2 separate regions of the Mus musculus genome follow, and region 1 is linked to region 2. Evidence: chromatin loops called from intact Hi-C (ENCODE). Cell type or tissue: gastrocnemius. All regions are shown on one strand. Each heading gives the region's core, and the rest is flanking DNA. Links, peaks and the distances in the headings are about the cores only. Region 1 overlaps Lonp2 (lon peptidase 2, peroxisomal). Region 2 overlaps N4bp1 (NEDD4 binding protein 1).

Region 1 (7,563 bases), core at 2,502-5,001, 200 kb before region 2:
GGATATTATGAATAACAGCACATTTCGTCTTGTGTTAGCATATAGGTACTCTCCAAGGTCCTGATTTCAATCATTTGAGCATATACCCAGAAATGGGGAATGCTCAATCATATGGTAGGTTTAATTTTAATTGCTGAGAAACCTTTGTACTGTTTTAATTCTGAAGTTACCAATTCATATTCCTGTAATAGTATATGAGGGCTCCTGTCTCTCCATATTTTCACTATCACTTGTTATAATGTGTTTTATCATTTGTTGGAGAGGGGGGTCTCACATAGGCCAGCTTGACCTGGAACTCACTATATAGCTAAGGAGGATCCCCATGCCTTCCACCTGTATTGGGCAATACTAAGATTACAGGCTTGTGCCACAAGTCTGGCTATAATTTGGTGGTTATTGTCTTCCTCTGCTTTGTTTTAAGTAGCCATTCTGATAGGACTAGGATGATTTTTGTTTGCTTTGTTTTAGCAGGGTCATGATGCATAAGCTGTACCTGGCCTCAGATTCATGACAGTGCTCCTTCCCCAGCGTGCATCCTGGAATTGCAGGCGTGCACACCATACCCAGCTCTTGATTTTGATTTTGATGACTTACTCCTGATGTCATTTCAGAATTACCATTGCCAAGAACAGCTCTAGGGTTTTCATTCAGGTGCATGCACTCTCCAGTTTCCCCACAGTGTTTGTTCAAAGAGACTATCCTCTCCCTAGAGTGCAGTCTTGAAGGCCTCATTGAAAGTTAGTTGACCCATATGTTTGGGTTAGTACTGCACTCTGAACTATTCCGTTCTTATGCCAGACCTATACTTTTAGATTAGTGTGTAACCCAGTGAATCTGCTTAGTGCTTATGTGCACTTAGGTGTGAGGCCATTCACTGAAGCATGAGCAACATACCAGTGGCCACAACCCCAAGGAAAAAATATGCTCCCTTTCAGTAGGCTGGACACCTTATCCTGGGTCAGCTCCAGCCTCCTCCCTGCTTCCCTTCTTTGCTCATGTGCTGTGGGGCTGCTCATCTCTGGCTGGGTACCTTACCTGGGTCAGTTCTGGCCTCCTGCTTTCTTGGTCATTAGCATCCACCACAATGTTTGCTGACTTTTATCATGTAAAGAAAATGAATTTTGTCTAGTGCTTTTCTGCATTTATTGGGATGACTGTATAGATTTGTCTTTCATTCAGCTAATGCAATATATTACATTATTGATTTGCATATGTTATATTATCTATGTAGTCTCAGTAAAACGACCCATGTGGTTATTACATTTGAACCTTTTAAACTGTTTTTTAGTGCAGTTCAGTATAGGAAATTGGTTAAGTGAGTGTGGATAATTGAATAATAAACTATAAAGTACCCACAAAGTGTTGCTGAGATGTATATTTCCTATTGAAAATTCCTTAACAGATTAAATGAGAGAACAAAAGAAATGCACTTTACAGAAGACTCCATAAAATCTCATTTTGAAAAATACATGTGTAATCTCACACTCACATCACCTGAGACATTACATCCTAACTGTTATGAGAATGAGGTCATAGGTATCTGCTTTCTTCTATTTCATTAGTGTCAAGAATTGGGGGTAGGGCATATATAATACTACTACTAAATAAGACAAATATTCTTTAAATCTTTCAAATTTTGTCATTACTGGGAGGAGAATGATGTCAGTAGATGACTATGTGGAGTTGGTTCCCTCCTTTCATATTTATGTGGATTCTGGGTTGTCAGGTTTGTTGCAACAAGTGCTTTTATCCCCTGAGCCATCTTGATTACCCACCCACCCCACTTTCTTTTTCAAAGAAAACCTTCCAGCACAATAAAATATATAGAAACTATATCCCCCAGAGAAATAATGTTTATGTAAAAAGTCATTGCAAGTGATGTGATTTGAGAATGGGATTTTAACGGGTGGATGTCTCTGGAGACACTAAATCTTAAATAGAACAATCAAACAAAATGAAGGATTCTATGTTAGCTATTTTTCTATTGCTCATGACTGAACGCAGCTTGGGGAGGAAAGGGCTTATTTATTTTATAGCTGTTAGTCCAGGGAAGTCAGGAATTGATGCAGAGGCCATGGAGGAGGGCTACTACTGACTTGCTCCTTATAGTTTGCTTAGCCTGCTTTCTTATAGCATTCGGGACCACTGGCTGAGGAGAGGTGGAGCGGGGTCTCCCACATCAATCAAGAAAATGCAGCACAGACATGCCTATGGTCCAATTTTATGAAAGCATCATCTCAGTTGAGGGTTCCTCCTCTTAGATGACTTCAGCTTGTGCCAAGTTGACAAAAGGAAAACAAACAAAAAACCCAAGTCCCTAGTTAATATAATACATTTGAAGACATAGAGTGATCCAAATGTGTTGTTACTTACAAGTTCCAAGTGCTAAAATAACTTCTATTGGCTTGTTTGACAGATCGCCTGGACATTCGGGCAGCCCGGATTCTTCTGGACAATGACCATTATGCCATGGAAAAACTGAAGAGGAGGGTTTTGGAATACTTGGCTGTGAGACAACTGAAAAATAACTTGAAGGGCCCAATCCTCTGTTTTGTTGGCCCGCCTGGAGTAGGCAAAACAAGTGTGGGGAGATCCGTGGCCAAGACTCTGGGTCGGGAGTTCCACAGGATTGCACTTGGGGGTGTGTGTGACCAGTCTGACATTCGAGGGCACAGGTAACACAGTCTTTCAGCCTCTTTTAACTTTGACATTTGTTTAGTGGACTAACTAGTATGTGCCTTGGCTTTCTACGGTCCTACTTGAGTGGAATTATGGAATTGTAACTTACTTTGTGATTGGATATTATGTTGACTTTCTACTTACCTAGTAGCATTACCTAAATAATAACCATAACTCTTTTAGTGTTTTAATGAATAATTGCAGTTCTGTGGGCAGATATGGGGAGGTGAGTAATCTTTGAGTAAGTTTATTCTGCCTGTAGTCTTTCTCTTACGAAAACCTGACAGCACTAATGGAAAAGTTTAGCATAACCATTACAGCTCACCCTTTCATGTTCACTCACTTTCTGTTTTAAAAAAAAATAGACTAAGTATGTTAGACTTGATCAACCTACACTATTATAATCAGATATGGTTTCCCTTTCCACTGTTTGGTTTTGTGGTTCTCCCTGTGGACCTGACTGGAAGAGGCTTTAGGGAAGCCTAGGTCTATATGGCCAAAGGGCTCTGTGGCAGTTGCAGGCTGTGAGAACACACACCTAGAGTATATGTGTAAGAAGTGTGGGGAAGCTGCTGTGTACCTCAGGGTTACAGCCTAGCATGCAGAGAGTGTGAAACACGGAAACCCTGAGCTGCTAGTGAAAGAATATGGTGTTTTTCATTCATTTTCCCAATGACTTTCTAGCAGGGATCACTGACTTTAGGTAATGACGGGAAACTGGGAAAAACTCTTCTTCAAGACATGGTTCTTTTCTGGGTCTGGTGACCCATGCCTATAATCCTACCCCTTGGAAAGTGGAAGCAGACTAGCCATAGCTATATGCCGAGATTGAGACCACCCTGTGCTACACAAGACCCTGTTTTTAAATAAAAAGAGAGAAAGCAGGCAAGCAAGAAAGCAAGCAAGCAAGAGAGAAAGGCAGGCCTATTCTCTTTTATTTGTTCATAAGTGAAGAATGCGCGTTGAAAAAGCATGCAAAGATTCTAACAAGGAATGAGGGAACACATCAGGCTGAGGGATTGATTTAGGTCACTCCTGGCAATTGCAGATCATGTTGTTGCCTAGACTGTCTTGTTCTCCTGAGTGCCACTAGAGGCTGTAGTCCCCTTTCATAATGAAATAGACACCCTTATTTGCAGACCAGCCACAAAGAATTTGGGCTGAAATCTGATTTTGACAAAACTCCTGAGACCTACCCTAGTCAAGTGACTTGATCTGGACTCTGTCATTTCGGATTATTTCCCTTTTTAAATTTGTTTTTAATGTGCATTGGTGTTTTGTCTGTATGTATGAGAATGTCTGAACTGGAGTAACAGATAGAATAAAAGAAAAAGTGGCTGCTTTGTGTTGTCTCTCTCACTTAGCCGCCACTTTCCCAAGCATGGATTTCCCGCCATTTGCCAGCTGCACCTGTCTATAGAACAGGAAGGTGCCAGTAAGTCAGGGACTGGCTTTTAAAAACAACCAAAGACTGTATTCTAGTAGTTGGAAAATGAAGAGGTAGGAGGGAGACAGAGGGGAAAGAAAGGTTTGCTTTACAGTTCTCTAATAAAGTGGTGAGCCTTTTGTTTTCTGCATCTTAAAGGAGGCATGAAGTGAAACTTAGCTGTTAATTCACTCAGGCAGTTTTTATCTCAGCATGTTTTTCTGCCTGTAAGTCACAAAATCACCATTCCTGTTGTTGAGTTTTTGAGTTTAAATAAATGAATTATCAGAAATCCAGTAGGAAGTAGTATTCTAGGGGATGAATTTTATAAAATTGTGTTTATGTAAATCTGGATGTTTTTCTTTTTCTATGTGTATGTATGTCTGTGTGTGTTGTATATGCATGTGTGTACATGTGCATGTATGTGTGTATACTCCAGGTTGATTGTTGAGGGACTCTGGACAGCTTGATCGTGACACTCTGACAGGCTCTGGCAGGCTTTCCCCCATTCCTTCAGCCTTGCTAAAAACTATTAGATTAAATTCCTAAAGGTAGCCACCAAGGTCTATTCCCTTACTTGGTCACTTCCTCCTCGTGAGGCTAATTTCCAAGGTTCAGCTATGAAAGTATTGAAGTCTAGCAATCAAAAGCCCCCTTAGGCTCTCCTAAGTAACATGTCCAATTAAAATGAAATACCTCATCCTAATATGAGATTTCCCCTTTTACCTTTTTAGTCCATCATTTTCCTATGTGCCATGTCTGTCTCCTCTCTATCCAGAGGCAGTTCTTTGTCCTCTAGAACAAATATCCCTCCTCCCTCTCCCTTGTTCCCATCCCCTTCTCCCTTGTCCTCCGTCATCTGTCTTTGGCTCAGATTGCCTGCCCTGTCCTGAGCCAATACTTTTCCTTTCAGTTGTCAAAGGTCTTTTTCAGTTCCCTCCCACCGTATTCTCTGAGGCAGAATCTCTGTCAAACCTGAAGCAGAGCTTGCCGGTTCTGCTAGTTTCGTTAGCTAGCTTGCTTCAGTGATCTGTCTCTACTTTCTGAGGCTGAACTGACAGACAAATACTGTATCATCTGGCATTACATGGGTTCTAGGGATCTGAACTCAGGGTTTCTTGTTTGCCCAGCAAGCACTTTAACAGTCTTGCTATCTCATAGCCCATAGTCTGTTTCTTATTAGTTATTCTTTGGTTTAAATATAACACTTATCCTTACAATATATCTCAGATCACTGTTGATATTGACTTTTTGAAATAATTTTGCTACCTACGTTTACAGATAATAAAGTTCTGTTGTTGGAAGATATCAGTGGCTCAATTTTAAAGGAGATGAAAATCCTCTGACTTCTTTGTTGACAAATTTTCATCTGTAACTGAAATAGGAAAGTTATAAATAAACCATTTATTTCTCTACAAAACAAAAATAGATGTGTCAGTAGGTTCTTTTTTTTTTTTTTAACTGAAGTACAGTAGATACACTCTGGTGCTCATATCCTCCTCACCACCTGCCTTTGCATATAACCCTTCTAAAAGAGGTTTATCGTAAGCCACCGTGGTGTCTAATATTGACTGTTAACTTGACAAGATCTAAACTCATATAGGAAACAAGCCTCTGGGTATTTGTGCAAGGGAGTTTCATGGTTGTGTTAATTCTGTAGAAAGACTCAATCCAAATGTGAGCATCACCATTCAGAGTGAATAAAAAGGAGAGAGTGGGGCAAGCATGATGGTGCACGCCTTTAATCTCAGAGCTGAGGAGGCAGAGGCAGGCGGATTACTGTGAGTTTGAGGCTGGCCTGGTCTACAAAGTGAGTTCCAGGACAGCTAGAACTACATAATGAGACCCTGTCTAAATAAATATGTAAATAGAATAAAAACGATGGATCAATTGATGTCTCTCTGCTTACTGACAGCGAATGTAATGTCATGAGCTGTTTCACACTCCGGCTCCCATGCCTTCCTTACCATTTTGGACTGTCTGTACCTCCAACTGTAAGCCGAAAATAAATCCTTCCTCTCTTAATTTGTTTCTTGTCAAGTTCCTGTCATAGCAACGAGAAAAGGAAGTAAAGGCAGGCCCAAGTTTAGGTTTCCCCGATTAATATATACAACCAGTAATGATTTTTCTCTTCTTGTATGAACCATATGGTATTTATTGTGCCCTTTTAGTGATTAAACAATGTAGGTCTGTGGCATTTTTAACCCATCTGAAAATAGCATAAATACAAATGGAGCATCCTCCATCTGTAAATCTGGAGTGCTCTAAAATACCAAGAGTTTTCGATGCTGACATGATGCCCAAGTGAGACGCAATACACCTAACTTCATACACCAGGTCTCAGCCAAACTATAGGTGCTCTTACAGGACGAGGGGTGGTGAAGAGCCTTGACTGCTCTTCCGGAGGCTTTGTGTTTGATTCCTAGAACTCATATGTTGGCTCACAACTGCCTATAACTCTGGTTCCAGGCGATCTGGTGTCCTCTTCTGGCCTCTTAAGGCATTGCAAATATATATAGTACTCAGACATACGTTCAGGCAAACTATCCATACATATAAAATTATAAAAATATTTTTTAATGTATGGATAATGTATGGATATTTAAAGGTTTGAAATATTGTATAAATTGCCCATAAGCTGTGTGTGTGAGGGCCTTATATATGAGTATGATATATAGGTGAATCTTTTGTGTTGATATGGATACCAGTCCCAAGACATCTATTATGTATGTATGCAAATATTATAAAACCAGAAAGAAAAAAAATTAAACCCCGAACCACTTCTGTCCTCAAAACATTTTGGATATAACAGTCAACCTGTGTGAGAGAGAGAGAGTGTGTGTGTGTGTGTGTGTGTGTGTGTGTGTGTATGTGTGTGTAAAGAGCTGTGACAAGGATTTATTGTATATCTTGTACTTCTTTGTACTACTTCATGCTGTTTGTTTGTTTATTTGGCACAGTGCTAAACATGGTTTCTATGTGTTTGGAGAATTGATGTAAGATTAAAAACTAATTATATTTTGTAATTCAGCCCTTTAGATAAGTCCGGATTCTATTTATAAAGATTTAAAAATAACTACCAGAAGAGTAAAAATCAACTTTGTTTAGACATGATATATTTAAGTCACATTATTCCTCTAAAGACCATCGAGTCTCTTTAAAACGCATCGCTTTTTCAGATTTAGAGCATAGCTACATATAAATGTGCACGGATAAGCAGAGCTCCCAAAATGAATGCTGTTCTTTTTCCTCACCCTCCCCTTTCTCAGCCAAAACGTTTGCATCAGGAGATAGATTGCACACACCACTACCACCACACCATTGGTACAGAATGTGAAAAAAAATTAAAGAAAAATACTCAAGTTTTTTCTTTCATACAAAGACAATGGCTGTCAACTTTTTTCTTGCTTGGACTTTCATCTGAGATTGTGTTTTTTTAAAGTGTGTCTTTGTGGCAC
Region 2 (2,500 bases), core at 1-2,500:
CAAGTTGTGAGCTTTCTTCAGTGGCTGGATAACTGGGCTGTAAATGTTATACCTAAATGTGACAGATTTCACAAAGAATCTAGAATTATATTTCACATTATAATCTACAAAGTAATTAATGCCTTTTGGTTTCCTCCAGCTTTTTCCTCCCTCCTATATGGGGCAAGGGGAAATGGGCAGGTATCTCTCAGAAACAATACTAAGAACACAGAGGCACACAACTCAAAGATCAGGCTAGCCGAAGGGCCTTTGAGAGCCTGTGCTCCTCAGGCCAGCATCAGGCTGAGGCAGCTATGGAGTACTCCCGGCTCTCCTGGTTCCCAGCAGTGCTGGGCTGGGATTGACCACACCAGGAAGCCCTGGAGACAGCTCCACCTTGGCACCTTTGCTGTGCTCCCAAGCTGAGGCACTGGGTGGGGGACTGTGGTGGGTCAACTCCTGGGGCTGGCCAGAAGTCTCTGTTCTGTACTCACACAGCCTGCAGGTCTGAAACCCCCTAGGGACAGATGACAAACAGCTTCCCAGCAGGCTGGATCATCAACAAATTCAGGAGAGATCACGTAAGTATGGCCACCTAGAAGGCTCTGTTCATCTCCTGATGGGTGCAGGGACCAAATGAACCAAGACACGGCATGGTGGCAGCATTCTGTGATCTACACAGTCCCTGCACTACGGATAACAAACCAGCACCAAGTCCACGGTTACCTGCGGGACCGGGAGAACAACAATCCACAGGGCAGTGAATTTAACCACAAGGGCCTGGAGACTGCATGGATGGAGAACACAAAGCCCTTTGAAGGTCCAGGTGAGAGCCAAGACACTAAGAATGACCAGGAGGGGGTTCACAGACACAGACTTCAAGCTACACCGAGAAGAGACAATACTGAGATAACTGGTTCTGAAAGACTCAGGAATTGCTGCTAAGAAACCTCTAAGTAGACAAAAGAAGGGAAATGCAGGGGCTTTGAGGCCCTTCTGAAAGGACTAATGCTATTTATTGGCTTGGGTCATCCTTGAGAATAGAAAACTTTTTGGCAAAGCTGTACAAACGCCACATGGGGGGGGGGGGGTCTCCTCACCAGAGGCTTCAGTGCCTACCTTGTCTTCTGAGGCTAAGGTAGCTGTGGAGCCAGGGTGGGAGCATGGCGGCCATGGCTGGTGAGTGCACTACGGAGCTACGCCAGTCAGGGAGCATGCTGGGGCTGTACGTCCTCTAAGACTTCCCACCTGCTCCTCAGTCTGACTTTGTCTGGCCACTGGTGACAGCCCGGGTGTCAGATGCCATCTAGTGGCTCCACTTCTTCACTCTCATAATGGCTCGCTGAGAAGGCCCCACAAGAGCAGAGCAGGCCCACTCTAGGGATGAAGGCAGGGGAGCACACGCCATGTTTAGTGAACAGGACAAATTACCTCAAGAAAATAGACTTTAAGAAGTCTTGCTTTCCTTAAGGAAGCAACTCCTTTTTTTTTCTTAATTTTTTTTTAAAATTTTATTTAGAAAGGCTAACCATATTTATTTGTCATTTTTTCTTCAGCTTTAAGGAAAATAGTTTAAAAAACATAAAACTGTAAATACACTCAAGAGTAACTGCTATTAAACAGTTCTGAACAGGCAGAAAGAGTACTTTCCTTTTACAGAAAACGTTAAGTCTGTAATAGCAGCATAATTTATATATAGAAAAAAGCTGGCTTTGAAACCCCAGACTTTTGTATACATAAAACATTTCCCTCCTTTTTCTATACAACACAGCAATGCTTTCCGGGAAGGCTTCTTCACGTTATGGTCCATCCCACGGTTGGCAGTTCCCCAGCATCAGTGGGCTCCAGCCCAGCCGTCAGTCCAACACCAGGGCCGACAGGGCATTCAGGTCTTTCATGTACGGATGAGCTGCCAGGATCTGGTCGATCTTCAGCTTTTGCTCAGAGTCAGGGAAGATCTTTAGCAGCGCCTCCCTCAGCTCGCTGGTCTCTGCAGAAGATCTCTGTGCTGGCAGGGGTGGGTTCTGCTGCATACTGGGAAGGGTGGCCAGAGCTGTGAAGTGGGACTGCTGGGGAAGCCAAGGGCTTGAAGAGGTCTGGATCCGGGGTGGAGGCTGGTGGCTGTTGTTGGCTACCTGCGTGCTGGGACTCCGGAAGCCAGGGTCAAATGTGCCCACACTTGGCAGGGCATTGAGTAGCGGCTGCATGTGTCTGTGGATGAAGTGAGAGGGACAGTAAGAAACCCTTTCAAAGCGCCTATGGCTAACACTGAAGGCCTAGATGCTAGTTCCATGGTTTCTGAAGGCCTGAGGAGAAAGCTATGGGGTGGTGAAATCAGCCCCCTAAGAGTGGCCTATAGGGCATCTGGTACCATTTCCAGAACCATAAGGGATCGAGCATCCCTGGATTTGACAATGCCTTACCAGTCTTTTGTCTTAGGGCTGGTCACACTCGTTGGGTTGTATGCAGGGCCAGCTTACAGAGCTGAGGAGAGGCACCTCTCCCTGGGCACAGAGATAAG

What was found. A loop is a pair of places that touch in the nucleus more often than their neighbours do. Peaks named below come from ENCODE experiments on the same cell type or tissue, not always from the same donor. Only the 100,000 strongest peaks of a DNase experiment are listed, where the experiment ranks them.
Region 1: it touches region 2 in a loop (3-fold over the local background); 13 of 42 quality-filtered maps call a loop at or near these places.

The regions. Positions count from the first base shown.
Region 1 is chr8:86,639,126-86,646,688 of GRCm38, forward strand. Lonp2 (lon peptidase 2, peroxisomal) reads left to right here. Exons shown (of 15, transcript NM_025827.3): 7 at 2,417-2,675. Among named protein-coding and RNA genes, the nearest start is that of Lonp2, 19 kb to the left of the region's middle. In gastrocnemius, for the core only: a CTCF peak has its summit at 3,762; no DNase peak of the experiment used is centred there.
Region 2 is chr8:86,842,852-86,845,351 of GRCm38, forward strand. It overlaps N4bp1 (NEDD4 binding protein 1), which reads right to left. Exons shown (of 7, transcript NM_030563.2): 7 at 1-2,190. The coding sequence ends at 1,836. Among named protein-coding and RNA genes, the nearest start is that of Gm33877, 7.5 kb to the right of the region's middle. In gastrocnemius, for the core only: a CTCF peak has its summit at 1,290 (motif pointing left); DNase peaks (open chromatin) are centred at 1,245 and 1,936.